Linked DNA regions of Homo sapiens: region 2 is linked to region 1. A link is a loop called in an ENCODE intact Hi-C map of the cell type or tissue named here. Cell type or tissue: endothelial cell of umbilical vein. All regions are shown on one strand.

Region 1 (2,500 bases):
AGTCACTCAAGCACATGGTTTTGCCTGCCAGCGAGGCTGGGGGCTGGTGAGGGGTGAGTCGGGGCTTCCCATTCCTTTTATGTCTGTCCCAGCCCTCGTGTGTGGGGCGCAGAGGAAGGCTGACAAGTGCCGGTGTGCCTTTCTCCACAGGTTTGAGAAGATGGTCAGTGGCATGTACTTGGGAGAGCTGGTTCGACTGATCCTAGTCAAGATGGCCAAGGAGGGCCTCTTATTTGAAGGGCGGATCACCCCGGAGCTGCTCACCCGAGGGAAGTTTAACACCAGTGATGTGTCAGCCATCGAAAAGTAGGTACCATCCCCTCAAGGCTTTCTTGGGGTGTTGGGGCAGAGAAGAGCAATTGGTCCCTTGTTACTTCTTGAGTCCAAGTTTGGTGGCTTTTCCTTCAAGAGTGTCATGGCTTTCTGGGTCCGTGTCCTCTCACTCTTAGTTGACCCATTCTGGGCCGGACTCCCTGAAGGCACTTGTGGCGGTTCATTAAAGAATGACATAGTTAGCCTCAAGTGCACAGGTGATTTTCCTGTCTAGCTACAAGAGCAGCCTCCTCTCCCACCCCCATCAGCCCATCACCCCCACCCTCCACACACACTCAGGGTAAGATTAGCGTCCAGGAAGCAGACTATTCGAGCAAGGAGCAAGGAGCTGGTAAAGCCCGGAGCCTGGGTTTTTGGAATTCCACCTCCCACTTCCAGTCTGGAGACCTCCAGACTGTGCTGAGGGCACTAAGGGCACCCTAGTAACCTCAAGATGTTAATTAGGTGCTCCCTGAAAAAAGACTTCCTTGACCAATAGGATTGGGAATATGGCACATTTATCTTCCAGTTTACAATATTATGGTAAAATAAATACAGACTCACAGTAAAAAAGAATAAGAAGTATAAAGTATAAAAATACAGATTTATAGTATCATCAACACATTAAAGAAAACCCAGTTTGCTTTGACTTGTCATTTCCCAAACTTCTTTTGTGCTTGAAACCACCCCTTCCCTGCCACACACACATTCTTTCAGAGGAAACCTGTTAACAGCCAGAAATGTGCCCTGACGTGCAAGTTTGAGAAACACCGGTTAACAGATGAGACAGGACAGTTAGAAGGAAGGACAGAGCCAGCCAGCAACTAACTGTAGCCCCTTGGCATCACACAAGAAACCCGGGATTCTCTGTCTCCTTGTGAAGATTTGCATCAGCTCTCTTTGAGGTTAGAGAAGGCAGCTGCTGGAAGAGGAAAGGGGTTTATCTGGACCAACTCTTCTGCCAAATCCATGTGCTGGAGTTTGTTGTATGATCACTCTCCTGAGTTTCCAGCTGTCCCTTTTCATGAGTCTCCTGGTCAGTGGCTGGGAAGGAAGGGGAGCGGGAGACTCGTGGATTGTCTTGAAAATCACTGGCCAAGTCAGGAAATGCATGCCTTCCTCTTGGCCTGTTTCTGGTATTGACTCTTTGGTTACCAAGAAACACAAACCCAGCTAGCTCAAGAAAGCATGTATATTATAATAAAGGCTATCTCAAAAAAAAAAAAACTATAAAAACATCCTACAAGAGCAGATGTTAGAGGCATTCTCTAAAATCAGGAGCGAGACAGTATCACCAGTTTCTATTTGGCATCGTACTGGAGTCTTAGCCAGTGGGTTTTCGTTTTTGTTTTTGTTTTTAAAGAAAAGACGAGAGATAAATTAAAGGTATGAGAATCAAAAAAGAAGTGAAACTGTCATTATTTGCAAATGGTAAAAGTCTATATGGAATACCCCCAAAATATCTACAGACAAATGAATAGAATGACGGGAGAGGTTAAAAAGATGTCTGGATGGGGTTTCACCTTGTTGGCCAGGCTGGTCTCAAACTCCTGACCTCAGGTGACCCTCCCACTTTGGCCTCCCAAAGTGCTGGGATTACAGGTGTGAGCCACTGTGCCCAGCCCCCATCCTCTTCTATCATTTTTAAAATCTCTTCTCCCATCATAAAATTAATTTCTCTCATATTTTTTGGTCAGGTAGAATTGGGAAAGTCCCACACTCTCCTATTCTCGTATTACCTTAACATCCCAAGCTTCCTTTCCTTTTTTGGTCTTTATGAATATATTTATATGGACAGAATTAAGATAAACAAAATTGATTTCCCCATTCTCTCACTTCCCCATCTTGTCTTCCTAGACCCCACAGAGTTAAAACTTGGGACTCCCCCGACCCTCCCAGAACACTTGTATATTGTTTGTTTGAGGTTCGTGCCGCAGTAACAGACACAGTATTTGATTGCACATACAGATGTTTGCTGGGTATATTCACTGTACATTTTATTTAATCTGGTTTTTTGTTTGGGGGTTATTTGGGGCGAGGTTGGTTTTGTTTTTAAATATTAAAAAAAATCTGTCAAAAAAAGATGTCTGGAGATAAGATACAGAAGTCAACTGTATTTCTATCAGCAATAATAAAAATATGTACATATTTTAAAACACATTTTTAAGAATAATTTTAGATTTACAGG
Region 2 (2,500 bases), 50 kb before region 1:
ATTTAGAAACAGAGACTGAAGGCCCATCCAGAGGAGATAAAACATTTTTCTAAGGTCGAAAGAAAATCAGGAATAGGATTCAGAGGGCTCTTCTTGCTTCCTCTGTTTCCTTCTTTTAGGAGAAAAACCTGTCCTTGTTGATTTTAATGTTTTACCTTGGAACCTGTATTTTAATACTGTCCCCTCACAAATCAATACATTTGAGTTAATTTTTTATTATGAAATATTTGAGGCACATAAAAGAAGATTGAGGTTCACATAAACACCTCTGAGTCTGCTACTCAGCTTGAGAAGTTATAGACACAATTACAATTACATTACAGACACAGTTGAAGCCCTTTCTATGCCATCTCTGAGATAGTTTGCTGCTTCTCCCTTCGGAGGTGACCTCTGTCCTGAATTTGGTGTTTATCTTTTCATGCATGTTTTTACGCTTTTATTACATATGCATATGTCTATAAACAGTATATGGTATTGCTTTATAGATATATGGTTTTGATCTTTTGTAAATGGTGCTATACTGACTATGTGTTTAAGCAATATATGGTATTGCTTTGTGTGGTTTTAAACTTTTTTTTTTTTTTTTTTTTTTGAGATGGAATCTCATTTTGTTGCCCAGGCTGGAGTGCAGTGGCACGGTCTCAGCTCACAGCAACCTCTGCCTCCTGGGTTCAAGCAATCCTCCTGCCTCAGCCTCCTGAGTAGCTGAGATCATACCTGGCTAATTTTTTTGTATTTTTAGTAGAGACGGGGTTTCACCATGTTGGTCAGGCTGGTCTCAAAATCCTGACCTCAAGTGATCCACCTGCCTAGGCCTCTTTCCAAAGTTCTGGGATTATAGGCCTGAGCCCCCACACTCAGCCAGTTTTAAACTCTTATAAATGGTGCTATACTGTATGTATCCTTCCGCCATTTACTTTCTTTTAGCTCAACATTGTATTTTTGAGATTTTAAAAATGTTGATCTACGTAACTGTTTCATTAAACTGCTCTGGTTTCTTACAGAGTATAAAAGCTCCCTAGTTAATTCATCTATTCTGCTTTTGATAGGCATTTGTGTTTCTAATGTTTCAAGTGACAAACAATGCCTTGGTGAACTTTCTCTAGAACAACTCATTCAGCGCATGCACAAGTTTCTCTAGGCTCTAAGCTGTGTACCTAGGGCTGAGATCACCAGGCGGAGAGATGTGTGCGTTTTCCCATATACGAGATTCTGCCAAGTTGCCATCCGTGGTCATGCCAGTTCACACTCCCATCGGAAGTATGTGCAGGTTGCCTTTGTTCCACACCAACCCTTGTTATGGTCAAACCTTTGCAAATTTGTAATAGATGAGTTTTAGTCTGTTTCCTTCCTCAGTTGTTTCCATTCACATCACAGTATTCGAGCTGTGTTTAAAATTAGCCCATTTCCTGAGTTACCTTATCAGAGTCCTTGCTTCAGAGTCCCACGGACTGAAGTTGACAGCTCCATGGACTGCTGCTGCTGAGATATCTGCACTGGGGAGGGATAGTTGATGCAGGGAAAGGCTTAGGATGGCTCTCCATGGCCCCTGGTGCTGTGGGCTGACTCCGTTAAGCTTTTCTGGGAGTTGAAACACACATTTGTGAGCTTTCACTTGCACACACTTTCTCTCTTCCCGGGTGGATCCGACCCGGGTAGGGCAGGCTTATCTGTTGCGTAAATGTGCCCAGCTCTGCTCAGAGAAAACTCAAGCCAGCAGCCTCTCAGACCGTCTTCCGTAAAAGGAGAGGGTGGCTGTACCCACGTGGCAGGGAAAACTGAACCGTGAAGTCGGCGGCTCAGCCCTTTGCACACAGAAGCTGAGCTGTCCCTGTGCGAGGCAGAAAATGTCGGCTCATGTTCATCTTGAGTCTATGCCTGATTACAGGCTCCAGACTCGGAGACCTCGAGGGTGCCTTACAGGGAAGGGGGCATTCAGTGCCTACTAGGCGCCCGGCTTTTCTTTTTCTTAGCAGGGGTCTTATTTAATCATTTCTAGTACTCATATGAACCAAAGCCAACATTCATTGTTGTATTCATTGCCATGTACTGTGCTAAAGGCATCGTGAGCCTTTGCTTAGTTCATCCCCACAACGCCCTTGTGAGGTGGGTGTGATTTCAGACGGTGAGGCCCAGATAGTGAACGATAGAGCCAGCATTCAGCCTCATCAAGGCTGATGGCAGAGCTCCTGCTTTTATTATTTTCTCAATTGAGTTATAATTCACCTACCATGAAACGCATCATTGTACAGTGTACAATTCAGTGGTTTCTAATAGATTTACAAGGTTGTCCGAGCACCATCACCATCTAATTCCAGAATATTTTCATCACCCTCCGAAAAAAACTACCCGTTAGCAGTCACTTCCCATTTCTTCCTCCACCTAGCTTCTGGCAACCACTATCTACCTTTTTTTTTCTTTTTTTTTAAATGGATTTGCCTCTTATGGACATTTCATATAAATGGAATAATATAAAATGAGGCTTTTTGTGTCTAGCCTC

What was found. Hi-C counts contacts between places; a loop is a spot of excess contacts. Peaks named below come from ENCODE experiments on the same cell type or tissue, not always from the same donor. Only the 100,000 strongest peaks of a DNase experiment are listed, where the experiment ranks them.
Region 2: a loop joins it to region 1, with 2.9 times the contacts of the local background. A loop is called at or near these places in 65 of 110 quality-filtered maps.

The regions. Positions count from the first base shown.
Region 1 is chr10:69,376,784-69,379,283 of GRCh38, forward strand. It overlaps HK1 (hexokinase 1), which reads left to right. Exons shown (of 18, transcript NM_000188.3): 8 at 151-306. Among named protein-coding and RNA genes, the nearest start is that of TACR2, 39 kb to the right of the region's middle. RefSeq lists enhancers at 1-71, 72-592. In endothelial cell of umbilical vein, no CTCF peak of the experiment used is centred here; DNase peaks (open chromatin) are centred at 648 and 1,398; H3K27ac peaks cover 2,241 bases.
Region 2 is chr10:69,326,431-69,328,930 of GRCh38, forward strand. The region is part of intron 1 of HK1 (hexokinase 1); the gene reads left to right. Among named protein-coding and RNA genes, the nearest start is that of HK1, 8.8 kb to the left of the region's middle. RefSeq lists silencers at 1,523-1,817, 1,543-1,837 and an enhancer at 2,437-2,500. In endothelial cell of umbilical vein, no CTCF peak of the experiment used is centred here; a DNase peak (open chromatin) is centred at 1,531; H3K27ac peaks cover 673 bases.